Linked DNA regions of Mus musculus: region 2 is linked to region 1. Evidence: chromatin loops called from intact Hi-C (ENCODE). Cell type or tissue: left cerebral cortex. All regions are shown on one strand. Each heading gives the region's core, and the rest is flanking DNA. Links, peaks and the distances in the headings are about the cores only. Region 1 overlaps Lrmda (leucine rich melanocyte differentiation associated). Region 2 overlaps Kcnma1 (potassium large conductance calcium-activated channel, subfamily M, alpha member 1).

Region 1 (16,497 bases), core at 8,076-10,575:
TTCTTTGTCTTGATGTACACACATGTGTGCATGTATATATACACACATACATAAAAGCATGTGTCAAGAAGGTGGAGGATGGGTAGTTGAAGACATTCAGGAGTACAGTTTGTTAGTGTCCAAGTATTGTGATTCTGCAACAGTAGACTTTTGGACACACACTTTTGGACAGAGAGAGCTAGAGGCAGGGGTGGGAGAAAGAAGAAAGGAAGGAATGAAGAAGGGGGGAGGGGTGGGTAAGAGGAAGGGAGAGACAGACAATGTAAATTTCATTCAATTAGATCAAATATCAACAGATCCTCTTTGTTTTTCTTTGAGAGAGGCAATTTTGACTACCCTAGAACTAAGAAAGATTATGATATCATCTATGGAGAACCAGTTCACTTGGATTTTAATGGAGGGCAGACGGAGTTTGGGTCAGTGTGCTCAGGGAGGAAGCCCTTTAGGGGCTTGAATTACAACAATCTCAGTTGTTACTACATTTGCTTAATTTCGTCTGAGAGTTCCATCCTGCCCCTCCCTGACCTCTTTTCTAAAAACCTGGGTTTATTTTCAATAACTCCTTGGATAAATTTCAGCCCAAGGAAGCACACAGAACTGTAGAGAAAGCCCTGCCTCCACCTTTTGATGCTAGCCCTCGATGAGAACAGATCTGAAACCAAAATGTGAATGTCTTCTTAAGAGCACAGCCAGCACCCCTGTTCACACTCTGCCAGGAAACCCCACTTCTCAGGTGTGTTCATAGAGGGGCCTGGCAGCTTGGAGGAGGAGCAAAGATATCTGGAAAGCTGTTTTCCCAATTCCCCCTGCTCTGTACTTCATAAATCATGTTTTACAGGCTCACCCCCAGTCCTACCCCATTCTCTGCTTTCTTCTCCTGTTAATGCAATCAGCATGCCACTAAAATAAAACCCCAAAATGGGAGAAAGCTTGAATGTCCAAATATTGTGCATCTTTTTTTTTTTCTTATTTCAGTGCTGAAGTTTGAACTAAGGGCCTGATACTGTGCTAGACAAGAGCTGTCCCTCGCTTCAGTCAGTCATTACTTATCTGTTTTAGGTGCCATTTGTTTTCTGGCTGCTCTTGGGAAGCAAATAAAACTTCTATTTACTAGAGTGCAATACAGTAAGATCTTCAACTAGCCAGATTCTTTGTGTCTCTAACTTTAAATATGAATAAAAATGAGGGCATTTACTTTACCAAAGAAAAGGGCAGGGTGGGGAGGGGCCTTTAGGTTGTTCTAGAACAGACTTTCTTAAAGATCATTCTGCAACATTATCTGGGAATTTTCCAAAAGAAACAAATTTCTCGTCCCAGACTCAGACCCACTAAATTGGAAGTTTTGGGGATGGTCCCCATGGAGAGAAAGTCAAGGAGAACCAGTTCCTAGGGAGAGGACACCCAACTCTTTGGCATGTCAAATGTATGGGCTCCGAAGCACCCTTAGGCCATTGTGCTCAGTCCACAAATATCAACTTAGATATGGGGAGACGTCTCAGTGGGAAGCAAACCTGAGGAGTCATGTTCCATCTCTTAAGACAAGCATGCGTGATAAAGCCAGGCATATTGCTATGTACTTATCACCCCAGCCTAGAGAGTCCTGGAAACCCACTGTAGCTGAATGGGTAATCTGTAACCCCCCCCCAAAAGGCTGTCTTAAAAGATAGAATAAATTGAAAAAATGACAGATGAGGCTGCCTTCTGACTTCCATCACCAGTCTATACAAATTATTTGTTGAACACCTAAGATGTAGCTTGGGCTTGGTGGTGTGTGTGTGAATCTGCTGTCTGAACCCTTCTGAAGTCTGTGCAGAGGAAGGATGCTGTGTTTCTGAGTAGCATTCACTTCTCCCACCCCCACCCCCACCCCCATCTTACTTCCTGATTGTGTCATCCTCACTGGTAACCCTCAACTGCAGCCACTCTGGCAAATCTAGTGAGACTGTTGCTTTTATGGGTGAGAGAGAACTCAAAGTTTCCACTTAATCATGAGATAATAATCTAATTAATTAACTGGGCCCCACCTTTCCTTTGTGGCTGCTTTGTCACACGACTGTTACATTGAGAGAATGCCTAGAAAGAGGGCAGGAGCCCTGTCCTGCTTGCTAGGGCTTCTGCTGCACTCTGCGCTGTGTTACTTGGGGTGGAGGGAGAAGAACCAAGTAACTGGTTTTTGTCATCTTGGGTTGAATCCTCTCAATTATTTTCATTCCATGTGATTTTAGTTTAGAATGCCATTTCCTGGACTTTAAAACCAGGTTGGGCTTAATATCTGTGGAAGCTGCACATACCAATGTCTCTTAGAGTATGGGAGGTCACTCGGTTGCTGTTCTCAGTGTGAGTGATGACTCTGGACTAGATATTCTGAGAAGGGACGGAAGACACTCATTGGGTTTTAAGCAAGAAAAACCTGCCTTTAAAAAAGCAGCAGCCATGATTTCTGTGTATTGACCCAATGGTCACTTGAGTCAAAAAATAAAAATAACTTAAAATATGCTCCCAGAGAATGGTAACTCCACGCCAATGGATGTCACTTTTCTTTGGGGGAGTGCCCATGGTACAAGTGCTTTTTGTTTCCTTTTTCTAAGAGAGGATCTGTTTTTATTGGTTTGCATGCTTCTTTATATTTGTGCAGGTAGTATTTAAAAACAAAAAACAAATCCAAAACCAAAGCCCTGAGCTAAAACTAACCATGGCTGGTAAGGAAGACTAGTCCCCTGAAACGGAGGCAGAAGGAACCTAAATGTGTCATAGAGAGGGGGGCCTTTGGTAGCCTCAGTCCCAGATAGCCTTCAGCTCAGATTGGGTAAACATGACATATTGATCATTACAGAACGTGTAATTGGTGACCACAAGCACAGTGTGGCTTTAATGGCCTTCCCTGAATAGTTGCCCTTATTTATTTAAAGAAAGCCGTGGCTGTTTCCTAACTGCATGCTGCCCTCTAGTGGCTACGATTCTGACTTCAAAAGATGAAGTGGAAAGGATAAATACAGAGATATTGGGAGTGGTGGAGGGGGTGTGATTGTGTCTCTGTCTCTGTCTCCCTTCCTTCCTCCCTCTACTTTTCTTTCACCCCTCTACTTCTCTCTCCCTTTCCCTCTCTTTCCCCCTTCTTCCCCTCTGTACTTTCCTCACACACACCCTCTGGCCCCTGTCTCCTTTCTGAAAGATTTCTTCGTTCTCTTGAAACAGAAACATGAAGTCTTCCCACATGAGCACTGTCCATTTTGAATGACAGCCAGGGTGAGATCCATCCAGGAGCTGCTGGAAAGGCACCTGATGAACTACACTTGATTTGCATCCCATCTTAGCGTGCACCTTGGAATCTAGCCCTTCTCACATCCATTATGCCCCTCTTGCTGGCCCACTCTACAGCTCCTTTTGCCCTCCGTGAAGAAGCAGCAAAGGATGAGCCAGTGTCCTGTTGGTGGTGATCTTTGAAGTTCTCGGGAGGCCCTTGTGCCTGTGAAGAAGACTGAACAAATAAATAATACACCTGAAAAATAAGCTATAAAAGCAGAACTTAGCATTATGTGTCTGACTAAAGAGTTCAGGGAAGGACAAAGTAATGCTAACAGCTGGGCGTAAGTAAACTGCTCTTTCGGACATCAGGAAGAAGGGTGTTCTCTGCTCTCATTTTTTATTTGGGACAGAACAGAACTGACAATGCAAAGGCAAATAAGTAAACAAACAAAGCTTGGCCCAGCAAGATTTACAAACTTATTTCTGAAGAGGGAGGGGACTTGTTCAAGCAAGGAAAGTAGATTTGGTCTCTTATTTCTACCATATCTCATTCTGATCAAAATTCTGTGAGTGGAGGTGAGAGATAGATGCTGGCTCCGAGGGTCTTTCATAGAGGGCCTGCTCATATTGCAAACAAATTGGAAAGGACATGTGAGCAAAGGCCCAGTGGCTCTCCTAACTAGGATTCTTAGTGGATACATGTTCTGTGATGGTTCAGAAGGTCTGGAGTATCTTTCACCTGGCCATGATATCCGTGGGCTCAAGGAGAGACAGCAGGGATGGTGCCTGGGCGTCTGATCAATGGACAAGGATGTCTAAAACTTGCATACACAAAGGGAAAACTGGTCTTGCTATGTAGAAAAAGTGTGTGTTTGTGTGTGTGTGTGTGTGTGTGTCCTCCTGTCCTCCCTTTCCTAACTCCTTTTCCTCCTAAGATGACAAGCCTCATTTCAACTGCCCTGGGAGCCCAGAGCATATTTCCTACAGACTCTGCTTTATGACATGTCAACCTGTCTGCTCACTCTCACCCTGAGTTGTCCAGCCTCCCTGGTCTGGAGGCAAGGATGCTTGCCCGTCACAGTCACCTCACTACAGTTAGAGCCTTTCCCCCTGGTGTTGTGCTTCCTTCAGATACAGGGTGAGGCCTGACATGGCCCAGCATCCGGCTGAGCAGGCTTCACAATCTAGACTCTCAAGGGATAGTTATGAACCACCCTTCAGGCCATCTCAGTGTTTGAGCACTGAGGCCAAGCACACATTTCTCTAAGTTTAATCTGAGAGGCTCTTTGTCTGCATCCTAACCTTTGAATTAATGGCCATATTGTGAGATCTGACTCTGTGTTCACTGTGTTTACAGAAAGCATCCTGTCATAACCCCATAACTTGAATCTTGTTTTACATCTAGAATGTCCACATTGGGCTCCAGGTGCTAAGAAACAAATAAAAGCTGTCCTTTAATTTATGATAAGCATTGCCAGTAGAAATAATCAGCCCGAGGAAGAACTGGCATCAATGGAACCTTGAATCTAATATGATTTGTCATAGATAAAAACACTGACCCGCGATTTACATCCCAAGATCTCGAATTCATAGGGTGGGATTAACCTTGGTAGAAATAATGAAAAAAATAAAATGAAATCAGCCAGAGATAAACATGGTAAAATGTGACCAAACTTTCCCAGACAGCTCAACCTCTCCTGCTGTAATTCAACAACACACAAATTTACTCTGGGAAATGGGGCTCTTACCACTAAATGATGGCAGAAAAGATAAGACGTCACTGGACTATATTCATAGTTTGCAAAAGCCGGTAGAGGAATATTACATGGGAATGAAGTCATACTCTTCTGAAAGTAGAAAGGAGAATATTAAGAACAGAAAATATTTGACTTGGTATTTAAGAAGCAAGTAAGGAGTTAAACTGTCAAAACAGAACTGTGCATAACTGGCACCTTCTCAAAGGAAAATTACCAGGCAAGTTTACACATGTTAGCACATGTAAGCCAGAAGCCAAAAATATCCTGCAGGCGAAGATGGCAGCATTCAGTGACCACCCCAACACAGTGGCAGAGTCTAGAATAAGCATCCCCTGGTGCTTCTCATTTGTATAATACTGGATGGCGTGTGTGGAGGTGGGTAGCCAAAAGCAAGGACAATGTCCAGTGCATCCTCCCCAGACATGGGAAGGAGAGCCAGCAAGTGTCCTTGCAGCCGTGGTACCCACACATCTTCAACTGAAAATGCTGACTACAAACCCAGATATCTGCCTCAAGTCTTAGCCTACTAGTTTGGGAAGGAGGGAAGGGTCACCCATTCCTTTTTGTCTGTCCCCTGGATCAAGTAGAAAGCTTGTTTGAATTCTAAGCTGGGATTCAGAGGCCAGTGGAAGACAGTATGTCTAGGCATGAAGGAAAGGCATGAACTTTCTTCTAGAAAAAAACTGCTACCAAGGATCCTTTCCCCTAGTTTTTTTTTTTTTTTAATCTCTCTTCCTGTCACTTTGCCTTGCTTATACTGAACTGTGTGCAGGTCCTATATGCCTGTCAGCCCTGCTAACTACCTCTTAGATCCTCAGGGGAGCCAGTAACATGTCATGTGGCTGAGGTCGAGGTAAACTGTAAGGTCAACTGTAAACTGCAGGCGTTTCTTCCTTTCCTAGGTACCATTTGACTCTTATGCAACAAAAGCCCAGGCCCATGGGGAATGGGAGCGTTCCTTCTGGTCCATGCCGTTTACATCTCTGAGAGTCAGAGAGCATTCACTTTCCTTTTGCTGTAGTCTTGAGGGGAAGGTATTGAGAATGAAAATGCCATCGGCATTGAAGAACAGAAACCCTAGCCCTTCCCACCCTGCCTCTCCTTTATTAAGGCAGAGATTTAAGCTGCCTACTTTTTTTAATGTTTGAAATGTAAGAAGGTCATATCAGAGGTTTAAGATAAAAGGGTACAGGGCTGGTGAGATGGCTCAGTGGGTAAGAGTACCCGACTGCTCTTGCAAAGGTACGGAGTTCAAATCCCAGCAACCACATGGTGGCTCACAACCATCTGTAACAAGATCTGATGCCCTCTTCTAGTGTGTCTGAAGACAGCTACAGTGTACTTACATATAATAAATAAATAAATCTTTAAAAAAAAAAGATAAAAGGGTACAGAACCAAAATTTCCAAATTTGAAAGGATCTGTTTAAAATGTTTATGCAGAGGTATATGTTCATGTATGTGTATGAATATGTATGTGTAAATTCTTAAATGTATTTAGCAGATTGCCATTGCCTAACCTCATCTGTACCACACCCTGTTAGGACTGGGTATTGGAAGTGGAGGAGGAAGGATATAGATTTACATAGTATCCCATGGTTATCTTGTTCTAGAAACTTCCACATTGGCCCAGAGGGACTCTACTGCTACATTTTCTTTCTCAGTTACTGGGCTTCTCTTCCTCTTCAGGACATGCCATCATTTTCTGCTAAGGCCGAATGACTCTGCCTCCAACTTTTCTTTTGAGAGATTAGAGATCTCGGTTCTGCCATCTTTGCCACTGTTTAGTAAGCTTCATGTGGTCAGATAGATCATTGTTAGATCATAGCCTCCTTGTCAGCATGGCATTAAACTCATGTTCATGACAAGAACATTTAACATGGTGATTACCACAAGTATCAAGAAGGTTAAGACTTAATTTTTCCATTTTACAAATTAGTGGTTTGATCTGCATCAGAAGCACACTCAGACGCGCTGATGGGGTAGTTAGGCTCTCTAGATGCGGAATTATGTCAAAGCTAGTGAGATGCAGGACTGTTGGTGGTCAGCACTCCCAGCCAGGAGTATGAACTCTGAGCTGCTGACACATCAGTAGGCATGCTTTCCACGGAGAGTTCAGACTCACACACAGTCCTATGATTGGTGCTATATTATTGGGATATGAGTACATGTATTTTAAGACCTAACAGTATAATTGGTCACATTGACCATACCTCTGCCATAGGAAATAAGGACCCAATGCCCCCACTTCATAAAAATAATATTTTAAAATACCATGTTGCATATTTCACAATTCAAAAGGACCTACCATGGTTATCTTTGTGTTCATCTACAGGTGGGGAAGACAGGGAGGGTAAGGGGCCAATGTACATAGCCAAAAGACATGAGGGACAGATGATAGGAATGAGAAGCCAGGATGGAATCTGTACTGGACTTGGAGAGAGGTATGTCAGGACCCCCTTTTCTGGATAGCAAGGATCACTGTGCCCCGCCCCCACCTCAGCTATGTCTCCAGAATGGTCCCTGTCACTGCAGTGGGCATCTAAGAGAAGTGTCCAATGCCCACCCACTAGGCAGTGCAAGCCTGCACAATCGGAATACTCAGTGCGGAGGGTGGGAACATTGAAAAGATAAAGGACCTCTTTAAAACCGATTTTTCCCCCACACATTATTTTTTTTTCATAATTATAGCTTTAAGAGCTTATGGTGATGGGAAAAACTGGCTACTTAAGAAAAAATAGGAGTTTCATCTGGCAGGAGAGGATTCCCCAGGGGACAGCACACTGTCGTTTTTCAGAGCCCCCCAAAGAAACCCCCGCACCGACATCTGCACATTGGCCTGATGTATGGCCAGGCTGCCTCACTAAGGCCAAAGCCTTGTGTTTTAATTAAAAACACTCTGCATGCCACTAAATATGTTGCCTCCCTCCGTTTCTGCAACCATAGAGTCTGAGGAGATACAAACAGAATCTGTTGCAGATGTGTCAGAGGCTATGGCCTACTGACTCACCACCACATCCCAAATTCCAGCCTCAGAGAACCTCCCTGGGAAAATCAAAGTGCAAACAAATGGCTGCTACTGCAGCGTTTCACAGCCTCGGACATTCGGGCAGTTATTCTAGTTGAGGAAGACAGAAATGGGGACAGGAGCTACTCATACGATCAAAACTGACTTCATAAATGACTTCCTTAATAAATAAAAGTCCTCTGGCCACACATGGGTATGTACCCTTCTTAATGTCTTGGTTTTTTTGTTTGTTTGTTTTGTGTTTTTAAGCTACAAAAGTCAAATATTTTGAGTCGTAACCTCCCTACTGTGGGCTCCCACAAAGAATGTGTGAGGGGCAAGGCTAGCTTAATTTAATCATCTGGATGTCTCTAGCCTGAGCACCCTCATCCACAGACTAGCAAGAGCCAGCTAGGTTTTATTTGGGGTTGCCAGGCCACCCCTAATATGGAGACGAAGTGTGGAGTAGAGACTGAAGAAAAGGCCATCCAGAGACTGCCCATCTGGGGATCCATTCCATATACAGTCACCAAACCTAGTCACTATTGTGGATGCCAAGAAGTGCTTTCTGAAAGGAGCCTGATAGAGCTGTCTCCTGAGAGGCTCTGCCAGATCCTGACAAGTACAGAGGTAGATGCTCACAGCCAACCATTGGACTGAGCATGGGGTCCCCAATGGAGGAGTTAGAGAAAGAACTGAAGGAGCTGAAGGGATTTGCAACCCCACAGAAAGAACAATATCAACCAACCAGACACCCCAGAGCTCCCAGGATCTAAACCACCAACCAAAGAGTATACATGGAGGAACCCATAGCTCCAGTTGCATATGTAGCTGAGGATGACCTTGTCAACCATCAATGGGAAGAGAGACCCTTGGTCCTGTGAAGGTTCAATGCCTGAGTGTAGGGGAATGCAAGGACAGGCAGGTAGGAGTGGGTGGGTGGGTGGGATAGGATAGGTGGTTTCTGAGGGGGTGGGGACCAGGAAAGGGGATACCATTTGAAATGTAAATAAAGAAAATATTCAATTGTAAAAAAAGGGAAAAAAAGAGTTTAATGACACATTAGCCCTCTGATCACCTTAAGTCACCCAGCTATCAAAGGAGAAGTGTCATCCCTTGGGCAACCCAGGGTGAGATTGATTTAGGTTATCTGTAGGCCCTGATCGCACAGCTCCTACAGACCAAGGCTGCCAGGAGCTTCACGGGCATGGCAAGTTTTGGAATGATGTATAGAAGAAACATGCTGGTACTTCAGGAACAGAAGAAAAAAACTTGCATGTTAGGAAGTGATGTCAGCCTGCGTTAGAGTCCCAGACAGTGCTCGAGTGTCCTTGGCATAATATGGCGCTGGTATCTCTGTCAGCATCTCTGTTTTCTGTCACCATGCACAATCCTGGGCCTGTCTCCAGTCCTGACAGTGTCTTTTCAGATCAGGTTAGTGCCAGCCCAGAGACCAAGTCAGCTTCCCAGCACACAGCCCCTTTGTTTGAAGTCTGCCCTTTTGTCATTAATGCACTCAATGTCTATTTAAATCTGACAGTGAGTGCAGTATCTGTTTTCCCATCAAGAGATCATTGACAATATTAATAACTCACGTCCTTGCCTCATTTTCCAAGCGCTGACACCTAGCCGCGGTCTCCTGCATTCATCAAACAGCCCTTTCTCGCCAGGATGTCTATAAACAGACTTGCTTCCAGGCCCAAAGAAATAGGGCAGGCCTTAAAAAGGACTTTTATCAGTGCCAACCAGAGATGTGTGAGCATGGCTCAGAGTGCAGCCCGGGCCCATGTTCCAGGAACACTGCTTTCCATCTGTTTGCATCTAGAATGGAAATTCAGCATGGAAAGGGATAGAAAGAAAAGACAGAGAGTGCCCAGATGTGTGGACAAGTTTATGGAAAGAAGTGCAACCACGGCAGACAATGGTGTGTGTACACATGACTGCCTGTCAAGAGTTTGCTTGGGAGAAGGACTGACTGTTCTTTATGATATCTGACAAACCCTATCCCTGTCTTTTTAAAAATGCATGCTGTCTTGGTACTATAGAAAAAAAATTAACATCCTTTGTACGGTCCCTCCAGATCTTTTGAGGGTTTGCTCAAATCAGCCAGGTTCAAGACAGTCTTTTGTGGGGTTTCCCATGCATCTGAGACATATGCAGCCAAGCCAGTAAGGGAGGTAGAATGTGACCAGCCCAGCCCTTAGACCACCAGGGTTCTGGCATTGATGAGGCTGTTAGCACAACTCTAGGCACTATAAAATACAGTAAAGGGAGCAGCTTTGTGCTAATAGCTGAGAGAATGGGTCACAAGGAAGGTCTGAGTAAGGTTTCACACAAGCTCAATATTTCCAGGCACTAGACCAATACCAAAAACCAGAAACGGGGGCCTAGGGACGTGGAGGGGCAGGAAAGCCAAGTCAAGTAGCAAGAGTAACCCACAATAAAGCTGTCTATGGCAACACAGCAAGAGAAAGAGCCAGGTCCCAAATGCTGTCATCTTGTCCCTCTTCCAACTCAGAGAGCTCCTGGGACCCGGATAACCTTCAAGTTTGCCTCTGACTATCCAAAGCAGGGCAGATCTACACTACCCCTAGAAGTTTCTATACACTATTTTAATCCTTATTTAAGAACAAAGTTTAGGGAGCGTAGAGGCAGATTGTGCAAGCATGAGGGCCTGAGTTTGATTCCCAGTGCCCTAGATGTGTACATCTGTATTTTCAAAGATGGGGCTGGGCAGGAGGAGCCTGGGGGCTTGGTAGCCAGCCAGTTTAGCATACTCCATGTACTCCAGGCCAATAAGAAACAATTATAAGAAAAGGAAGACAGTTAACTGATATCAACCTGTGGCCTCCATAGACACATACATGTACACACACCCAATACACATGCACCCAGACCCATCCCCCAACATACACATAACTAATACACATGCGCACACGCACTTGTGCGTGCACGCACACACACACACACACACACACACACACACAAAGTGTAAAAGTTTGTAATACTAACATGTCATGTGGAGAACATGGCTGATCCCAGATCAATAAAGAATGGTGAGTGTTGCCATCACACTGCCAAACTGACAAAATAAATAATCATGTGCAAAAGGGGTGATTGTCACAGGCAGGTGTATGGCTCATGGACTTGTTTTTTTATGGCTATTTCCTTTCTTTGTCTCTCATGCACTGCAGAGATTTAAGTCCCATTGTGCAAGAGAATTTTAAGATAATTCTTCTAAAACTGGAAAGAAAAAAAGATGGTAAAAAGGCCAACAGAAGTTATAAATATTTTCTTGGGAGAACTATTTTTTTTCTAATAATCATAAAGAGTTTTCACTAGAGACAGTGTTTTCTGAATGTTTGTTCTGTAGCGATGAGCATCAAATCTAGACACTTCCACATTCTAGGCAAGTCACCTCCTTAGCTCTTGATTTTTTTTAAAATCAGAGTCTCACTATGAAGCCAAGGTTAGACTCACCCTCCTACTCTACCCCAAATACTAGGGTTACAGGCATGCACCTCCAGGCACAGAACTGTTGTTGTGGGTATTTGTGATATGTAAGGATGAGTTGGTTATAGCAGTTATAGCATCTGTGCCTCTCTTAATGCTGTGTTTTACAGTGAAGTATCCCACAACCACCACAAAGGACAGGAACGTTTCATAAGTAGCCAGAAGTTATAGAAGAAGTCAAGTTGAAGATGTAAAGCAAGTGCTTTTTAACATGAGAAATGAGTTGCCTCAGCCTCAGTGAGGTGCCTAGCAGTGGGAAGGTCTAAAGGTAGTGGCACTTACTGTCTATATGGTCTTCAATCAGCACAGCCTCTCTTCTTTAATCACCCAGTGTGGGCTTGAAGCCCCCCAGGATTTGGAAAATTCTCTCTGGAAGTCAACAATATTGATTTCCAATAAAGGACTTCAAGATAGTCACATTCTACAAAGATTATCCTGTGGACTTCACTTGGGCTGGGTTCATCTGCTTTAAACGTACATTTTTATTCTTAGTCCTAAACTAGGAAAATCTGGGGAGAGAGGGGTCATGCTATATTTTGGGAACAATTTGTCAAATTAGAAAAGTTCTAATTATGTAAGGAAATCACACATAAAGCTGTTATTTCTTGAACTCTGTACTTGGTAGTCACATTTCATTGCAAGGTCACCTCTAAGGACAAGAAGGTACGGTCTTTGTCATCTTAATCTACCTCCCATCAGATTAGCAATCCTGATGCATGCCTGTTTAATAACATCTGATTTTCTGAACTATATGAATTGTGCCACCAGTAATGATTTTCCTTTCTGTTTACAGGCGTCCTCGGGAAAGGTCGCTATTTTTACTATGGAAGAAATTCAGAGGGTAACAGGTTTATCCGAGATGATCAGCTCTGAAGCTAAACTCTGCACGCCTTAGCCTGTTTCATGACAATAAAGTGGAAAAGCAAGAAAAATCACAGTCTGCCTTGTGTCTCTCTAAGCACGCAATAACTTCTGCTTTTCAGTACCTTGTGCCTACTTTGCCAGGCCTGTCACGATCATCCACCTCCCTTAGACTGAGTGGTCACAGAGAGATTGACATGATTGCCCTTAAGCAGGTCTCATCCACCAGGGTGACAGACAGCAGCGGCACAGCACTGGGGCTGACAGCCAGAACACCATGACAGATTGCCTGGTCTCTCCATTGCTCACAGGGGAACAGGGGTCACACCTGGGGCCTCCTCAGGCTTGCTCACTGGCTGTGGTATAGTGATAGAGGCTCTCCTGGGCTTGCCTTCTAAGTCAAGTCCACAGATATCACTGTGCCTTGGGCTTATTTTCAGTGGAGTAGCCAACAGTACAGAAGAAGGGCACATACTCTTTATTCTTTCAGTCTGCATAGTAGGCATTATATCAGGTAATCCATAAACATTGTCTTTTATCATTGGCAATGTGTTTCCATCCATAATCCTTCAAAGGACACAACTTCTCAGGCAAGTCATGTATTGATATGTAGCTTCATAGCACAATTCCTGAATTTCCCCAAATCCCTGACTACAAAAGCATTTTGTTGTTGTTGTTGTTGTTGTTGTTGTTGTTGTTGTTGTTGTTGTTGTTCAAAATCCACTTGTCCTGAAGAAGACCCAGGGTTAGGCATCTTTCCTGTCAAAGGTTTAGCAACACCAGAGATTCTCCTTTGGCTTTTACCATATAGGTTCAGCAATGCCTATGGCCATATTTACCCTAAAAGGACAGGCTGCCAAGTCCTTTGGATTCTATGTAAATGTAGTGAGATGAAAGATGGGGTGATGGGCCAGGAGATTAGAAAACAAATGGGAGATTGTAGAAACTATCTAGCAGACCAAACAGGTTTGATAAAACAAACACCTTTAAGGTTTTCTGTTTCTCTCAGAAGACCCATGGCTAATGAGACATGAATAGATCTTTCTTTATCTTTGGTCATTTGCTGGCACTGACAGGAAAGCAAGCACAACCATGTTAGCCAGAGGGCTGCCATTTTGTCTACAACTGTCCCAGTCAAGCCACTCTAGAAGGCATCTGAAAGTCTTCTTGCACTTGACATACTGTCAAGGTATGCTTCAATAGTATACTGTGTGTTCATTTCCCTGGGTGTCCTAGCTAAGATAGCAGATCCTCCAAGAATCCCTCCAAGTTATAGACAGCAAGAGAGTTGCTAATGGAGAGTCAGTTATTGGGTCCTCAGACTCTCTGAGCTGCTGGAGAAGGACCGTCTTTCTCAGATCTAGTCTGTTTACATAGCTTCTGCCATACTGAGTGAGCCGGGTCTTGGAATAACTCATATTCAGGCTGACAGGAGTCCTGCATGGAGATTTCACAACCTCCATTCATCAGATGTTGGGAGCAGCTAATGCTAAAGTCCCCGAGACCATTAATAACTAAAGATTATACAACCCACTCATAACCCCGGTTGAGTACCTTCTCCTGTTTGATCTATACAACAGCACTGAGAGCTAATGGTTTGCATTCACATCATCAGGTCCCACCTTGCCTCTTTGTTTAGAGGCATTAGAACCTTCGGTCCATTGCATATTATGAGAAGCAAGGCTCTGTGCAAGGGCAGTGAGACTAGTCTGATGTCACAGCCAATCTAACAGCACATATATCCCTGTCTTCATAAAAGGCTTTAACCCTGCCTCAAACAATAAAAAAGCACTTGTGAACTGACCACAGAATTTTTCCATCTTTATTTTTCTTACTTGTTTACTTTTCTTAATGTCAGAACCATTTGTATCACGGGGAGGAATGTCTCCCTCAATGTGAGCTTTGGAGGCAAAAAAGAAAAAAAATTGGAGTGAGTTATTGACCACACTCTTTCCCTCTCTTTGGGCTGTTTGTTTTCTTCCAGAATGGTGTAATAACTTCAATTAAGATTAGCTTTAATTATAACTTGCGTAAAGGCCATCCTGGCAGTATATTCATCTTCGTGGTGGAATTAAAGTGAGTTTTGCTTATCCTAAGTAGGGATGATAGTAATGAATTAACATTGGGTTGTGTACAATTCTGTTGTTTGTTGAGCAAGATCTGCCTTTCTAGAACTGGACTCTCATCTGAATTGGCAGGGGAGAAAGCCCTGAGCCTTGTTTATCTAAAATCTGTAGGAATTTCCCAAACCATGTTTGCAAAGTAGGAAATTACAAGGCAGTAAATTCATCTGAAACCCAGACATGCCTCATCCTCCCCTTTGCACCTGTTTGTCTTCCTTTTGCTGGGCTCCACACAGCTTGTTCTTTGGGGAGCATTCCCAGACAACCTGATTTCCCCTTCCCAGGACACTGGTCTGAGTGCAGAGAACTTGGAGATTCATGGAATGCTGGAGCTCCCTGTTGCTTCAGCAAAGTCCGGGAGATTACTTTTTTCCTAACTAACAAAATTTTATAGAACAATTTGTTCCTCGGGGAGTACTGCTTTAGATTGTGGGAAATCCTATTAAAAGTGCTATAGCAATCATTTGCTCTTACCTTTACCAGCCCTGCTCATAAACCCTCCATCTGTTTGTTGCTTTAAATAGAAGCACATTACAAAAGATGATCACTAAATCAGGCTGCATGTCTCCGTGTTGTAGGTTTTCACATACTCATGTGTACTAAGGAATAAAAGAAAGCAAACTACAGAGTAAATGAAAGTGTGGTGTGTGTGTGTGTGTGTGTGTGTGTTTCTTACAAAGCTATATCTTTACCACTTCAAAGGGAACCATTTTTCATGCTCTTTCTAAGAAATAGCTTTCTTAGTTAATATGTAGAATACAAACAATCTATGTGGCTCTTTCTGTCATAACCTCAACAAGACCCACAACGTGCTACTTCCAAGGGCAACCTATGTCAGATATGTGTCACTGCCTGATGCCCAGGGGAAATGCTACAGGGCTCACTGTGACTCTTGCTTGTTGCCCATCTGGTGCAGTTCATCCGATGTGACCTTCACTACTTGCTTATTCCAGTTTTGTTTCCAAGAAACCACCTTCACTGAAGAAGAATGTTACCATTAGTTAACTCTGGTGTCTCTAATTTGTGTGGGTAAAGTATTATAATCTACCCTAAGAGAGGGGAAAAAAATCAGAAAAAGACAAAGCATGCTAGTCACTTGTTTGTATGACAAGCAGGTCATTGATTGTGGCACAATACCCTGTGTTACTTCTGTTGCTTCTATCACTGTGTTCAGTTTTTACATTTTTAATTGTATTTTTATTTAGTGTGTGCATGCAAAGGTGCATGCATGCACACATGCACACATACACACACACACACACACACACACACACACACACGCACACACACACACACACACACACACAGAGGGCTGCATGCCACTGTTGCTGAACGGAAGACAGAGGATCATTTCCTGGAATCAGTTCTCTCCTCCCACCACATGGGTCCTGGAGATGAACTCAGGTTGTCATGCTTGTGGCAGGCACGTCTCTATTCCCACTGAACCACCTTTCCAATGGCATCATCTTTCAATATTTGAAGAACATCTCAACAAAGCCACCTCTCTAAACTCATTGCCTTTCTATAGGATTATCTGAAATTCCACAGTATTTTTGGTGCTCCATTAGGTAATAATAACATCAATTCCCCTTAGTTACTCTATGGTGGAGTAGTAACTAATTGTGTGAATGTTTGTAAACATTAACTTATTACACTGTGTGAATTCTCTTCTGAAGGAGCGCAGGATACGACCCAGAGATAAACCAATGCAAGACAAGAGGCTAAGCTAGGAAAGTGGGGTCATTTCTAGTAAGGAGTATGTGCCATGGAAATGTGTTGGAACAAGGTTGGTATGACTCTTGTTAAATAGGATTATCTGAAAGAAGAGCATGGAAATAGTCCAGATGTGGAATCTTAGTGGATAAGGGAGAGTTAGATACTGAGAAGAATGAGAGAAGAAAAGACAAATTTCCACTAATCCAAAGATGGAGGACTATTTCTCTGCAAAATGAAGTCACATTTGATATCATTGGGTGGTGCCACAGGAGATA
Region 2 (16,497 bases), core at 8,754-11,253, 480 kb after region 1:
TGGAATGGGTGTTTTCCTAAATCTGCTTTAGATGCAAGCTGGCAAGACCCTTTGGCATCTGTGAGAAGCATCATGCATCTCTGATCTGCCTCCACATCTCCTTATTGGAATTGCACAGAGGAGGGAGAGCCAATGACCTTTACTGACAACTGGTACCCACGGTCAGAGCAAATCTCCACGGTTGTGGGGAAAGGAGCAGGCTGCTGCCATGTAATACCAGTACTGTATGGAGGTTCAACTCTGACAGCAACAGAATCAGATTTCCACATCCTTCATGCTGCATTGATGTCTATGATATTTTAATACAAAGAGACGCTGGACTTGGCCAGTGAGAAAGTTTGCTGTTTTATTTTCAGAGCATGGTGACAGCAGTGGTGGAAAGAACCCCAAGTCTGCAAGGAACTGCTCGTCGCAACTCTGGAAAGACTTCTATCAGAATGAATGGCATGTCAGGAAGACAGAAAATAGGGTGCAACTTAGTCTCGGATGCTTGCATTTGTTCCTGGGATTCTAAATCTACCCAGCAAGGACTCACTCCATCAAACATGAGGCTGAGCAGAAAGAATCTTTCGGGATTATAATTAGAAAATTCACAATCAGAATTCCTTTGTAAATGGAGGTAGGATATTTGAAAGCAAAAGTCGATGCTTGAATGCGCCCCCACCCCGCAAGGTACCCAGTTCATCTCCCACCTACATTTCTATTCTTGTTTAGAGAACAATAGGTGGAACATTCTGCTAAGTGTGTGGAAGGGAAGAAAGACAGCAGGGAAGGGGGGCAGAGGGGAGGCCTTCATCCCATCCGCATTACCTAGAGTTTGATTGACTATGCAGCCAAGTCTCTTTTCAGATGTTCAAGTTTGAAAAGGACTGGAGACGTGCCTGAGAAGGACCCAAAGCAGATGCCAAGGAGGAAGTATCTGCATCCACACCCACCAAGGCCCCTGTCATTGGAAAGGACTACTTGGGACACTACATCATGTGGGGCATCTAATGCCAAATGCGCTGTGATCTGCCTCTCAGTGCCCAATTTCAGAAGTCATCAGGGGTCGTTTTCCCAAAGTATGAGGGCAACATTTTTTTTTCTTTTTTTCCTCTTTCCACAAAAAGTTTAATGCTAATCAAAGCAGAATGCCTAATCAGTTCAAGATGGCCTGTCAGCTTGAATTATCTATTTGTCTTCCTATTTACTGTATCTGTCTGTCTACAATTCTTTGTATCTTTGTGAAAATCAGTTATTAGGGCCCATGTTTCCTTCTGACTACAATCGCTACCAGATGAACCTCCCCGGTGATATGTTGATGATTTGCTAATTTATGGTTTTTAAAATCGAGGAATCCTGAGATATTGCAGGGGAGTCACGTGGGCTACGAGAGGAGAAGTGCTCAATGCTTTTCCTGACAAGGGATCAAAGATTGTGTAAAATACAAGACTTCAGTCCCATTTCAACCTGAGTGATGTCTGAGGCAGAGAAATCGTAAATGACATCTTATGGGAAACATCCCTCCCGTGAGCAGTCCGGCCCTTGCAGGCCTGGGAGAAGTGAGAGTGAACGTCACCCGAGATCCACATAAACAGGAAAGGAAAGCAGGCCCATGGTATCAAGCCAAGATAGCACCACATGACTTAACCCACATCCCACTCTCGCACACTGGAGGCCAGGCTGAGAGCAACCACAGCATTGCAGGGAGACTCCCTGGGATCCGAGGCAGGTTTAAATAAGCTCTCGAGCTGAACTTCCCAACCACTTAGGTGGCCAGATAGCTCAACAGAGAGCGAGAGCTGTTGTACGGCTGGAGGGTTTAATAGGTGTGCTGGAATGTATCTGTCCCTGATGCCTGGCACAGAGCAAGCAGTCAATAAACACATGTGGAATGAATAAACATGAAGGTACAGCACATGGTGATTCTCTTTTGGCAAGGATAGACCCCCAAGAGGGGGCAAATAAAAAGAATCTTTTTAAGGAAATAGCCATATTATGGCCTTTAAAAATGGCCTGGAATCACTGTGGGTAAAACCTGAAAGTAGGGAGAAGATAGAGGAACAGCCCATGTAGAGCCAAGGTAGTAAGTAGGCATAAAGAAACACATGGGGTCTGAGTAAGGAGGAGGGAGGGGGAGAGGGAGAGGGAGGGGGAGGGGGGAAGAGGGAGAGGGAGAGGAAGAGGGAAAGGGAAAGGGAGAGGAAGAGGGAAAGGGAGAGGGAGAGGGAGAGGGAGAGGGAGAGGCAGAGGGAGAGGGAGAGGGAGAGGGAGAGGGAGAGGGAGAGGGAGAGGGAGAGGGAGAGGGAGAGGGAGAGGGAGAGGGAGAGGGAGAGGGAGAGGGAGAGGGAGAGGGAGAGGGAGCATGAACATGAATGAGAAGAACAGCCTATATTGAATAAGTAGCTAAACTAGGCCCCACTCATAAGAAATCAGAAGGAGATGCATAGAGCCCCATGATTAGCTAGCAGAGAGGAATGCCCTGGCAAGCTGGAGATTATGAAGGAGATATAGTTATTCTCTGAATTCTTGAAGCATTGGGTCCAGATGAGGGTAGAAAATATGGTCCCAGGTATACATGGAGTTCTTTAAATAAGTTTACTTCTATCTCTTGGAAATCAAGAGCTCAAAATGGACCAACCTACAAATCCTGAAACTGGTCTACTAGATAAAACAGTATGGTGTTTGTAGTAAGAGACCAACACTGAAGCTCAAGAGCAAGAGCAATTGCTCTGGAGCAAGATATGGGTCTGGCTGTAGAAACTGCTCCCCACTCTAGAATTGGGAAGTCACCATGGAGATTTTCCTTCCATGCTAATTACATCTGGTTTCCTGTTCTCCTTTGTCCACTCCTTGTCTTTTTTTTTTTTTTAATTCCTTTCTTTCCATGTGTCCTCTCAGCTTCTGGCTACCAAAAATCTGTGGAGCCCTCTACACCCACACTCTTCTCTCTGTCCCAAACACCTGGGCCAGAACTACCTCAGTTTGGGGCCATTGAAGCCACATCATGGGAAACATAAGGCCTGGATGGCTCCCCAGCTGTGCTGTCTCTATCCAGGGGGTTACAGCTGATGGATTCCTCTCTGTGGCCAATTATTTTCCATGGCCCTTGGCCATCTGACCTTGGACCATGATCTTGTCAGTTCTCATAAACTAACCAGGAGTAGAATGAATTACACTCAGAGAAGAAACCTCTGGGGAAACCGTAAGAGGCTGTGGAAGGAAAAGACAGCAAACCAAGAACCCCAAGGCCATGGGAGTCTCCGTCTCCCCCATGCCTCCACCACCTCTGAGCAGTTTTCATTGTACACGAAGGAAGGAGGCAGAGTCAAAGGCCTTGGGAGGCCAGCTGGGCTCTAGGAGAGCTACTATGCTGAATAAGATTTAGGGTCTCAGCACAAGGGGCTAATTGCCCACAATATTTCCAAATTATCCATTGATAAGTTTCTTGGTCTCTAACTGAACTCTTTGTTAACACATCGGTCTCAGGGGTTGGAGATTTAGCTCAGTGGTAGAGTGCTTGCCTAGCAAGCTCAAGGCCCTGGGTTCGGTCCTCAGCTCTGGAAAAAAATAAATAAATAACACTTTGGTCTCTATTCTTAGTTGTCCAGATATGTGACACAGCAGCCGGTATATGTATGGGTACCCGCTCCTACTGCTGGGATAGAGGACACAATGAAAAGGGTGAAGAAGGCCTTGACTTCTGTGGACAGGGAGGAAGATTTGGAAATGCCACAGGAAATGGTTTTGTTGTGCTAAACACACTGATTAAAAGTTACGAGGAAGCACCAAGAGGACCTCCATATTCTCCAACACCCGCATGTGGCTGGTGTGTCTTTCAAGCCTTACATTGCTCTGTTACACTGGTTTTCCATCCTGAATGATCTTCGGACTTCACATTTTTGTGTCTCTGCAGTTGGTGTATCATACGTTACATTTGGTTGTCTGACAAATTAATATATTGTTATGTGTAGTTACTGCTGAGTAAAATATGCACATACCAAAAAAAATCTCTCAACTATGTATATGTTTAAGTTGTTTTCTAGGTATTTGCTGAATTCAGTCCTGGCGGGGAGTGTGTATACATGTGTGGATGAGGACAGTACATGCATTTTTTTTGCATGCACCAAAACTCCAAGTACTGCCTGCTATTTTAAGAGTCTCAACTCCAGCTCTCAACAAAGTTAAGCCCCTTCCCTTTTGCAAATGCATTTAATTTTATCTGGAAACTTTTTGACGTTCGGAATAGAACAACTGTAGTTTCTCATTATGTTTGCTGCCAGAATCCATGCTTCGTTGCTCAAGTAAAGACCTTATATTGCTAATTACTACCACATGCCCATATCCCAAGCGAAAGGAAACTTATTGATTCTGACAGCCCATTCTCTCAACACTGAATTCCAAATGAAAACTCAAATTTTGGCCAAACATAACATTTCATCAATCTTGTTCTACTGACTGGAGAACCAACATCAAACAAAGGGTGCTAATGGCTCTTTATTACCACTCCTTTCCCAAGCTTATATTTTCTGATGAAAGATCTAAGTGACCAAGGGCTTCTTTAAACTACTTGGTAATTAGCTTTTGAACCAGGAAACAATGTATAAAGTAATGAGCACAGTCCTGGTGTTGATGACAGGACGTACACTACATCCCGCAGGGTCTGGGGACTTTAGAGATCCAAAAGAGAACATTAAAAGCAAAATGCACTTTCACAAAGGAGAGTGGAGCAGAGAGAGAGGGAGGGAGGAAGAGGAGAGAGGGAGAGAGAAGGAGGGGGAGAGGGAGAGAGGGAGAGAGAAGAAGAGAGGCAGAGTTGAGAGAAGGAGAGAGAGAGACAGAGACAGAGAGACAGAGACAGAGAGACAGAGAGACAGAGAGAAGATTTCAAAATCTAAAAGTGGTGATAACAGATTTCAGAGCCAGAACAAATCTGGAGGAGGGCCCATGATCTGAAGTCCTCAGCAGGTGGGGCTTTGGGTGGACATGCCAGACTTTAAACCTGACCAGATCAGACCAGGGCAGACCAGCAAGTGCTTGTCTTAGATCCTCATTTTGGGCCACCCATCAACAAAATCTGTCAGCCAACAGCCCACCCATATTGGGCCACAAACACTACTCTGTAAAAAAAAAAAAAAAAAAAAAAAAAAAAAAAAAAAAAATCCCACCTGGAAATTAGAGTCAAGAAATACTTTCAACTTAGATTTCAAAGCAATTGATTTTATTGACTTCATTGGGGGACAGGGATAAGGAGATGCTGGCTGAGACCAATGGGCTGAGACAGCTATAATGAGGGCCTGGGACTCTCGGGATGCCCATATCTTAAAGGCACACTGAATTAGGAAGCTGTTTTCCTCTTGGCTTGAGATAAATGACGGAGGAAAATCTTTGGGCTTATTTGGCCTTTTGGAACCAATGGATGGCCCAGACATCAGAACAGCTTGGTTCTAACCTAATCCAGGGTTGTTAAGATAATAGGAAGGGGAAAGGCCTACAGGGGGAGATGGAAAGACATGCCGCCTTACTGAGAAGGTGCCAACTGGCCTCTTTTCCCACTGTCCTTTGTGTCTATGAAAGGAAACTGCTGTCCTGTGGGTAGTTCAAGGAAATGAGCCCTTTCTCCACCTCCTCATTTTCTAAACAGAGGACTGGACACCTGAGCTCAGGATGTGTTGGACTCAATAATCAGAGTGAGGCTCCCTGGGCTTCATCCAGCAGGGCCAACTGTCATGACAGAGAGGCAGCCATGGGAGAAGGCCCTACAAGCCAGGCTCTAGTTTTCTTAAACACCAAACTAAGGTAATAATTTGACAGTCAGTTAGAATAAGTAAGAAAATAAAACAGTTCCATGATAGGGGACAGGGGACTGGCATGAAAGGGCCCATTTTCTGCATTTTAATAGAGATGCAGATGTCGGTCCCTGGTATGTCTATCAGTGCACATCCTCCTAGGGGTATACAGCGTGCTTGACCATTTTATTCTATGCACATCATACCCTGAATTAAGAACAAAGCGGATTGGCCCCCAAGAGCTTTCAGAGCAAGTTCTTAGTGACCTTTGAAGACAGTTGCAACCATCCCATCCTTCTGCCTTAGCTCCTCCACTGAGATGGCCCTACTAGAGGATCAGAAGACCAAGGTTCCAGCATGAACATCAGAATAAGACTTCTGGTCCCTGCTGGACTCACGCTCTGATACTGGTGCTGATGATATTGGTACTGATGATACTGATGCTGAAAAAGTTACCTGAGCAGAAACTTGAATAGTTCCCAAGAGGAAAACCTTCACATTTGAGAAATAAAACAAAAATCCATATCTCTAATTGCCTGTGGCACCCTGACACCCTAACTGCAATACTTCCTGCCCAGGAGGCATTTCCACTGTGTAATGAAACCCTTTATCAGCAAGGTCTCCTGGCAGCCACTGGCATTTTCAGTAGGGAGGATGGGCCAGGCCTTGGCCTGTGCCTGACACAAAGGACAGTGGGAAAAGAGTTCTAGCCCATTAGTGTGCATGCCAGACCTACCAGGAAGTCATGAGACCTCAGTTGCAGAGACCAGAATTTGATCATATCACCAGCTCGTGAAATGAGCTTGGTGAATATGATAAGGTATGAGAGCAGAAGATATGGTTCCAGGTGCACATGGACACCTTTGAATATATTTACTGTTATCTCTTGGACACTGTAAATGGTCACAAGACCTCAAGATGGTCCAATCACCTCCCATGCTCTGAAACCAGTCTTCTGCAGAATGCACACCCTCCCTCATTAAAAAAAGCAGGAAGGGGGGATAGCGAGAAGGGCTTGATTCAATGCCACTGCTCCAGGGACTTTCCAAGTCACTCAAGCACATGTCCTCAGGTGCAGCTGACTTACTTTCTGCCTCCATGTTTGTTAAAAGTCCCGCCGAATTTATTCCGATTCAGGATGAGAGCAGCAATTTCGGGCACGTAGCGGGCAAACATTGCCTACATGCATGAGACAAAGAAACAAGAGCCAAACAGAAATGGCATGCAGAGAGGCCCCTACGCCGCGGAGGCCACAAAAACCTCTTGGCATACTTACTTTCTTCCACTAACCGCGCTATAGGAGCCCCCGTATTTCTTGCGGTTTCCTATTAACTCTATGATTTCAGGGACGTAGCTGGCAAACATGGCCTGAGGAGAAGAGGGGAGACAGAGAGAGACTAAAAAGACAGGCCAAAGAAAGGGTGACCTTTTCAGAAGGGGGATACTAAGATCTGAAAACACAAAAGGATTAGACCTGCAAAGGTGCGGATTCATGTGTTGGATTATACAACAATAACAGAACAAAGGGGAAAGCTCCTGAAACCACACAGAATGAAACATACGTGAGTTGACCTAGACAGTAGAAAACAATAAACCACAGTCAAGAAAAATATAAAGGAGACAAGCGTAAATGAGCTGACATCTTGTAGAATGATGCCAAGTATTCACACACACACACACACACACACACACATTCATGACAGGCACTCATGGATACACACATGCATGGACACACACGTATGTGCACATACATACACATATGTGTACACAGGTACACATGCATGTACACGCATGCACACTTACACACACATGTATACATTTCTGTCAAAAAGTCCTTCCACATAACACTCAAAGGAGAATTTTTTATGAGTAGCTAAAGATACTAAACACTAAAAAGAAGATTTAAAAATAAACATTTTCATTTAAAAATGACTAAAAAGCATAAGAGGTCAACTTTGGAAATCACACAAGAGGAAAGGATGGATAGCAAGGAGACACGGAGCTGCCATGTTTTACCCAACAAAGTCTGTTCTGTGGCTGGATAATGGGGTCTCCTGAACTACGGGACCCTGCAGGGATGCTGCTAATGTCCACCCACACACACATTTATATACATTTTTCAAAATGTATATGTCCTATGCATACAAAACAGAGAGAAATGTATGCATCACTTCATATAAATGTGTGTGCAGTGCACATGCGCCACAGCTGTGTGTGGACTAGAATCTCAGTCACTTACCTCATACACAGAAAAAAAAAAAATCAGACTTCGCTATAAGCTACTTTGAAAGAGAAAATGAAGCAACTGTTCCCTGGAATTACATTGAATGCAGTGATTTCTTGCTACATAGGAACCAGTGAAACTTGTTCCAAGGAGAGAAATGGAGCGGGCTTTAGACACAGTTATGTCCTGACTATAATGACATTTCCTAAGTGAAGGGACCCTGCTCTTTAGGGGCAGGTGCCAGCCACAGTGTTTGTTGGAAGTTTGGGGAGGAACATTAAGGGGAGGGGAGCTCTTGAAACCGCCATCTATCTACAGAGTCTGGACAGCATCTACCAGAATCAACAGCAGCTACAATATCTGATAGTGAATTCCATTACTAAAGGACACTCTCATTTATTAATGGCATGCCTCCCTTAAAACGATTAGGTTTGCTCCTAGTGACATGGCTGTCCCCAGTGAGGACAATATGTCTGGTTCTAAGGGATAAGCATAACACTAAAGAAATATGCAACAAAGACACTATGGTATTTGGATTTAGCTCTCCTGGTTGCATTAAGGCAGTTACTTGCTTCCAGTGCAAAACACATTAAAAATACTATGTCTAAGGAAGTGGGCATTGGAAAATATTAATAATCATTAAAATAGATACAATAAGAAAGAGGGCTTTTTTTTACCAGTCCCCCGAGGATGAAGAAGACCATGAAGAGGCGTCCAAGTGTGGTTTTTGCATAAACGTCCCCATAACCCACTGTAGACATTGTGACCATGAGTAAGTAGACACATTCCCAGTACGTAAGTGCCTGGTTGTTTTGGAAATTTTCCCATGGGTCCCCTGAATTCTCCACCTACAGCAAGGGAGGGGGGAGGGAGAGAAAAGAAAGCCATCAGATGTTCATATGTACAGTATATGCAAACCAGGATGCCCAGAGCTCCTGAAAGTTGTTTTTTACATACGCTTCATATTCGCAGTACAGAATAGATGATTCTCATTGCTAGTCACTAAGGCATGATTCACCAGAAACCCCAGGGGGTATCAGGACAGGGATGAGGAGGAGCAGCGCTGGTGTGCTTTCCTACGCATCGCTGATGCTTGATACACTTTACAGCATCTCTTTAAGGCAGGTGCTAGATGCTTCCTTCTGCCAGTCCCTTGGGGATTCCTGCTGAGACTCTAGACTTTCCTTTCATTCGTGTAACTAAGAACACCAGACCCAACATCTTTGGGACACATCTACAGCCTGAATCCAAAGCATCATCTCTGCTTCTGGGACTGCTTGTCTTTCTTCACCAGAGCCCACCAGCAATTCTGAGCTCCGAGGTTTGGAAATTTCCTCCGAAACAAGAGAAGTGACCTCTTGGAAACTGCAGACACATGCACACACACACACACACACACACACACACACACACACACCATCAGAGAAATGGCTGCAGACGTCTTCAAAATGGCCCTTGAGCCAATAGTTTCTGCTTGTGCTGCAGAGTTCCTGAGGTCTGCGCAGATGCTCAGTTCTGTGAGCTTGGCTGAAGCCCAGCAGGGAGCAAAGAGTGGGGGCTACAGCAGGATTTGGGGAACCTGAGCCCAGAACTGGCAATTGGCTTCAGAAGGAACTGAATGATAAAAGGTGAAGGTTGACTAGTTACACAGGGACTGGAGACGTGGCTCAATGGTTAGGAACCATTGTTCTTGCAGAAGGACTGGAATTCAATTTCCAGCATTCACTTCTAGAGAGCCTAAAGCCCTCTGCTTCCCTCCAGGGGTACATCCACACATGTGCACATATCCCTACAGTAAAACACAGGCATACACATAATTAAAATATGTATAGGACTCTTGCAAAATCCACAATTATCTTGTTTAGCAGATGGAAACAAAGTCACTTATGCTAAGTTTTATAGTCTGGTGGGGGCTTCTTCTGATTGTAACAGTTTATGTGCAGATGAAATGTACATTTCATAGTAACTATTCTCTCTGAAAGCAGGCTAGAGAACTCTGCCTTGGGGAGGTAGGAAAGGTTTGACTTGGTAATAGCATTCAAAGAGTCATTAGTTTTTAAAAACAAAAAAACAAAAACAAAACCATTTGGGGGTTTTGAAACGACTTGAGAAGTCATCTAGCAAGACAGTCAAAAGCAGCTTTTTTGTGCGAGAGAAGTAGGGACAGATCCCAGGATTTGCATTTGTTGTTTACAAAGAGCTGTTGAAGTTCAAACTTTCAGTATAGGTGCCAGACTTTTCCTGGGCGTTTGCTGTGGAAGCACTGCCATCTTGTGGCCTTCTGAGGTTATTGCATACAGAGTGAAAAACTAGGCAAGTCTCCCTGAAGCAATACAGGTGAAGCTGAAAGATGTCGGTTGGTCCTAGGAACATTACTCACTATTTGGAACCAGTTTGAGGGGTGGAAGTTAAGGGTAGGGAATTCTGAAAATTGAGTAGCTTGTCCCACTTTCCTGTATGTACAGCTAAACTTGTCTCTTTCCAAGAAAACAAATGTTAAGTAATAAAACGGCCTAGCAAGGGCCTGCTCCATGCCAGCTACTTACCAAGTGGATGAATCCAGCTGCAGTCAGCCACGTGCTGATAAATATGGAGAGCAGATTCACCAGCTTGATGGAGTTACTGTACAAAGGAGACAAGAAGAGTCCCAAAGTTACAGAGAGAAGACCCGTATGGAACTGCCCGATGGTGTCACAGTCTCCCTTCTGGGGCAGAAGCAGGCTGCTGTCATCATAAGGAAATTTGACTCAGGGGAGAAACATTGGTCAGGAATGAGGCTCTCAACAGAGTCTGTAGGAAAATCACAGCCAGACCCTACATTAACCCCTCAAACGTTGCTAAAACTTAACTTGTCTAAAACAAAACCCTTCAAATATATATTAAAAAGAAACCAGAGAGAAGAGTAAATAAAATTTGTGTATCCTTCACCTAAATTGACATTTCCCCATGACTTCATCATCTCTGCAAGTATGTCTTATTTTCTTCAGTGTGATAATTCTTTCTGGTTGTATTTGTTTTGTTTGAGCCATTGTGTTGTGGACATCACCGCCCAACCTCTAATCACCGCGGCATTCTGCTCCGAAGAGCAGACACCATGCAGTAGAATCTGGACACATCTGTATATCAGAAAACGAACTGAATTCAGCAATGCGATCTAGCATACAATCCCAATTTAAATGCCAGTTGTCCTGAAGTTATATTTAATGGTGTTTCCATCACGTTCATCTTGCAGAAAAGAACTCTGTCTCCCACCTCCTGTTCTCCCATTCCCGGCCCTATGCAGCCTGTGGTGCTTTGAATAGGTATGGCCCCCATACATTCATGTGTTTGAATGCTTGGCCCAGAGGAAGCACTATTAGGAGGTGTGGCCTTGTTGAAGTGGGTGTGGTTTTGTTGGAGAAAGTGTGCCGCTGTAGGGGTGAGCTTTGAGATCTCATATGCTCCAGCTATGCCCAGTGTGGTACACAGTCACTTCTACTGCCTGTGGATCAAGACGTACAACTCTCAGCCCATTCACCAGCACCACATCTGCCCGCAGGCTGCCATGCTTCCCACCATGATGATAATGGACTGAACGTCTGAACTTTAAGGCAGCCCCAATTAAATGTTTTCCTCTATAAGGGTTACTGCCGTCAGAATATCTCTTCACAGCAACAGAAACCCTAAGACACAACCCCCGCAGAAGCTAATCCTTCTCTTTGGGTAATCCATCTATGGTAACACTGCCCTCTTTCTGCCTATTTCTTTCTCTTGGGTAATATATTATCTACTTTCTAATGGCTTAGAAGGTTAACAATGGTGACATCTGAGACTTTCACAGTATGTACGCAGTGCACCCACACACCATCATGCTGATGTTTGATGTATACTGACTAATTTCTCATAGGATCCTTCAAGATCATCTGGGGGAACTGGGAAACTGACAAGTTTAGTTCAGTAGGCCCCACAGTTGGAGATGGAAATGTGGCCATTTCAGCCACTTTCAGATCTATTACTGCACAGCCACAGTGTCATGTCAGTGGCATTGATGGCTGCTAGCTTTTGGATCCTGAGCATACCGCTAAAAGGGCAGGATGGAGGCTGTTGTTGCTCAGCCTGGGGAATTCGTAAGGGAGGCCTCCTAACAAAGGCTGCGATCATGTTTCCTGGGTGGAGCATGAGGAATGGAGCTTTCTCTGCTTGTATTTATATAACTGAAGAGAGGAATCCAAGTTCCCGGTTTGCCTGGCATTGATTCTGACAGTTCAGGACAAGAATGAGTAAACACTTCCAAAGTTGTGGGTGAAACTAGCCTTTTGAGGTGTGTGGGATGACATCCTCGGGGTTGGAAACCATATGCCAGCAAAACAGCAGACTGTCCATCCTGGGCATCTTGGTCCTCGCCAGGATCACCCACCATTTGTGGTCCCTGAGGACTGCTGGGGCTTTTTGATGTACTAAGTATTTGCTTGCGTCCTCCCCCTCTTCACTCTTTCTGCTAATGCAGGTGGTAGGTGAGAACACCACTGTCACTCACTATTGAGGAAACCGAGCATTAGGGGGTGTAGATAGCTTGCCTGGGAATCACAGCTACAAGTGGCAGGCCTCATCTAAGTAGCTTGGGAACACACTATAGGAAGCCTCAGGGATCCTCTTTTCCCTTACCCTGTAGTTTGCCCATCATCACTTCCTAACGACCAATCTCCCCACAGCTACTGACATGGGAGACCAAGGTGTCCACCAAGGACTTCCTTTACTAAATAATCCAGTGGAATTCAGCCAACATCAACATCAGCCAACAGAGAAGCCTGCCAGAGTTTTCAGGAACTTTGTGGAAGAGAGTTCTAATCCATCTCAGATACAATCCTTGAGAAGACCTCCAGAGAACAAACCCAAAAGAGATGAAGAGAGGAGCAGAATCTTAAGGAGGGAAGCTGACAGCCTGAGTGCAGATATGCCAAAAGTCTGTCACTCCCTCTGGGACCCAGTCACTCTGCCACTTGCCTAGACACAATTGAAATGGCTCACATCTAGAATGTTCTCAGAGAACATACGAATTGGCCATATCCGCCCACTTTGTGACCTGATACGGTTAGCTCCAGGGCTCTGGATGCTGTGGTATGAAGCTAGCACTCCCAAGCACAAGGCTGCTTGTGCTAACTCCTGACCTTCAAGCCTTTTCCAGACATCTCAATGAGTCACTCTGTGCTTCACCTCATATCAAGCGAAGTTCTCTGACAGAGAATGGAATTGCCAACTGAAAAAACAGAAGTTTGAGGCTTACCCTGTCTCATCAGCTATGTTACCACTAAACCTTGCTCCAGGCAAATTTCTCAATGGAAAATCAAAGCAGAGCAGCCCATTCCCCTGTCTCTCCCTTTCGAGCCCCCTAAGACGTGATCTGATATTGAAGAGAAGCAAGTAGTAGGGAGAGCAGGTAGCCTATGGCAGAGAGAGGAGAGGCATGTGCTGCTCTCTATTTCCAGGGGAGAATTCAACACCTAATTGAGTCACTTACAGACTCCCAGATCCTCAGGGCCTGCGAAAGCACTGCACCATCAAAAACCATGCAGAGTCTTTTCAAGATATTAAATCTACTGACGTCTCTTGGTGCTTTGGGGAAATGGCCTAAATATGGTGATTATTAATCTCTAAATGATTGTCACTGGGACATTAATGGTGCTTAAGGGAGCTCTTGCTGAGTGCAGAACATTTAATCACCACTGCTGAGACAGACCAGGTTTGTTGTGGAAATCTGATTAATTGTATGACATCAGCAACATCACAGATTGTTCGCACGAGGAAGTGGACTTCCAAGCTGAACCCTATGACCAAGTTAATATCTGAAAGCTATGTAGAAAACCTGCAAGATTAACCCCAATGATGGGTGTTCTCTGTCCGCTGGGATGTGGACTTTGACATCTGGAAGATGACTGCTTCAAAGGAGGGAGGGGTTGCCAGCAGAAGACATTGAGTATTTGTGGCAAAAAGAGTCATTGGAGATGGCTATCTGCAGCCTTCCTGGCCAAGCCCAAAGGCTTGAATCAAACATGAAATTATCAGTAGTTAGAGTGGCACTGACCATGCAGAGTCTAGCTCCTTGCTTTGAAGGAGAGATTGTGATCCGATCATGAAAACCTGCCCCCTCTTTTTGTAAGTGTCATTTCTGTGTTTTTATGGAAACTTGTGAATTCCCATACATGAATTCTCCGTGGCTGTTCTGGTTTGGTATATGTCTTAGTTACTTTTCTGTTGCTATCATAAGATACCAGGACTAAAGCAATTGATAGAAAAAAAGCATTTATTGGGGCAAGTCCATAGCCATTATGTCTGGGAGCATGGCAGCAGATATGCAGGTATGGCCCTAGAGCAAAAGCTGGGAGGATCCATCCTTATCACTAGGCAAGGGGAAGGGACTGGTGTGGCCTTTGACACTTCAAAGTAACACACCTCCTTCAACAAGGCCCCACCTCTCAATCCCTCCCAAACAGTTCTACCAAACTAGAAACAAGTATTCAAATACATGAGCCTCTAGAATCCATTCTTATTCAAACCACCACAGGAGGACATGTTTCCCAAGGGCTCATAGGTTAAGAGGACTTGTTCCTCACCTGGTGATACTATTTTGGGAGAGTCTGAAAACTTTAGGAAATGGGGCTTAGATGGAGGAAGTAGGTTAGAAATATTAGAAGCCATGTATTCCTGGTGGCTACATCTTGTCTCTGATGTCTTCTCCCATTTTCTACTTATTTTCCCTCTCTCTAGGTAGCTATGAGGTGACCAACTTTGCTTTCTCAGGACACTCCACTTTGCCACCAGGCAGGAGCAACAAGGCTAGCCAACCATGGGTCAGAAACCTCTGAAACTCTGAGCTCAAATAATTTTCCTTGCTTATGTTGTTTTCTCAGGAATTTTGGCACAGTCTGACTAACACTGAACTCCAGTCATTGATATGGGTGGACAGAGTGATTCATCAATAGGCAAGCGATAGTCTGACTGATCAGTGACCTTTCCCAGGACCCCTAGGTGCTGGGAGAGAGTCTGATTTCGAAAATTATATCAGTAAAGCCAAAGCTGCCAAGGGTTCATCTCTGCCCTTACAGAAAATAGAACATGTCCTGGTGAACCTTGAAAATGCCAGCCACTTTGCACAAGAAAGCACAAATTCTGCCCTCTTGCTGACTGCTACCTTGCTTCTGGTTGAGGGCACAGCCAGGAGCCAACAGCCATTTTTATCTTTTCCTTGCAACATTTGCTAGGTAGCTAAGAAGTGTCCCAATTTAAAGCATTGACTGGACCAGGTCACACTGAGATTAATGAACTTTGTGATACAAAATGAATCAAAATCTGTTGGGAGCCGCCCCCACATTCGCCGTCACAAGATGGCGCTGACATCCTGTGTTCTAAGTGGTAAACAAATAATCTGCGCATGTGCCAAGGGTATTTTACCACTGCATGTACTCTGCCTTTCCCGTGACGTCAACTCGGCCATGGGCTGCAGCCAATCAGGGAGTGATGCGTCCTAGGCAAAGAATAATTCTCCTTAAAAGGGGATGGGGTTTCCGCCATTCTCTCTCTTGCTCTGCGCTCTGGCGCTCTGACGCTCTGGCGCTCTGGCTCCTAAAGATGTAAGCGGGGGGCTTTCGTTTTTGGGGCTTGGGGCTTGCGCTCCTGGCTCCTGAAGATGTAAGCAATAAAGTTTTGCCGCAGAAGATTCTGGTTTGTTGTGTTCTTCCTGGCCGGTCGTGAGAACGCGTTTAAGAGTTGGTGCCGAAATCCGGGACGAGAAAATCCGGGACGAGAACCCGGGACGAGAAAATCCGGGACGAGAAAATCCGGGACGAGAAAAGCCGGGAAGAAGAAACCCGGGACGAGAAAATACAAGAAAACTCGGGACGGGAGTTAACCATCACCGGCGCAAGGAAGATCCCTCATTACGGAACCAGAACTGCGGGTCATGGTAACGAAGGTTCCCGTAAAACAGACTGTTGAGAAGGATTCAACTGCGTGAATTCAGAACTCTTCAGCTGGGAAACGGCGGTAATAAAGTGTTCCCGCATCACAGACTGTTGAGAAGGATTCAACTGCGTGAATTCAGAACTTTTCAGCTGGGGAACAGGAGTACCAGTGAGTACAGCTTTACAAGGTAAGTCTGGTCTTGAACTTTCTAAGGAAAGTCAAGACAGTCTATCAGAAGTAAAGTGGGGAATAGCTTTACAAGGTATGCCTGGCCTTGAACTTTCTAACGAAATTCAAGACAGTCTATCAGAAGTAAAGTGGAAAATAGCTTTACAAGGTATGTTTGGCCTTGAACTTTCTCTAGTGTTAGGAGCCCTTTTGTTCCTTTTCACATGTTATCAAGTGGTTAAGGCAGGGCTGAAAATTCTAGATGAAATTCAGGACAATCTATCAGAAGTAAAGCGGGGAGAGAGAGTAGGAGCAAAGAGAAAATATGGTACACAAAATAAGTATACAGGCCTTTCCAAGGGTCTTGAACCCGAGGAAAAGTTTAGGTCAGGTAAGAAT

The links. Peaks named below come from ENCODE experiments on the same cell type or tissue, not always from the same donor. Only the 100,000 strongest peaks of a DNase experiment are listed, where the experiment ranks them.
Region 2: it touches region 1 in a loop (4-fold over the local background); 8 of 42 quality-filtered maps call a loop at or near these places.

Annotation. Positions count from the first base shown.
Region 1 is chr14:23,043,640-23,060,136 of GRCm38, forward strand. It overlaps Lrmda (leucine rich melanocyte differentiation associated), which reads left to right. Exons shown (of 7, transcript NM_028275.1): 7 at 12,316-12,449. The coding sequence ends at 12,395. All of the region lies in intron 2 of Gm10248 (predicted gene 10248), which reads right to left. Among named protein-coding and RNA genes, the nearest start is that of Gm10248, 43 kb to the right of the region's middle. In left cerebral cortex, for the core only: no CTCF peak of the experiment used is centred there; DNase peaks (open chromatin) are centred at 9,469 and 9,746.
Region 2 is chr14:23,519,681-23,536,177 of GRCm38, forward strand. It overlaps Kcnma1 (potassium large conductance calcium-activated channel, subfamily M, alpha member 1), which reads right to left. Exons shown (of 28, transcript NM_001253364.1): 7 at 10,539-10,614; 8 at 8,670-8,840; 9 at 7,045-7,136. 5430425E15Rik (a long non-coding RNA gene) reads left to right here. Exons shown (of 4, transcript XR_003951125.1): 4 at 1-5,100. Among named protein-coding and RNA genes, the nearest start is that of 5430425E15Rik, 18 kb to the left of the region's middle. RefSeq lists an enhancer at 466-1,918. In left cerebral cortex, for the core only: a CTCF peak has its summit at 10,265 (motif pointing left); DNase peaks (open chromatin) are centred at 8,974 and 10,259.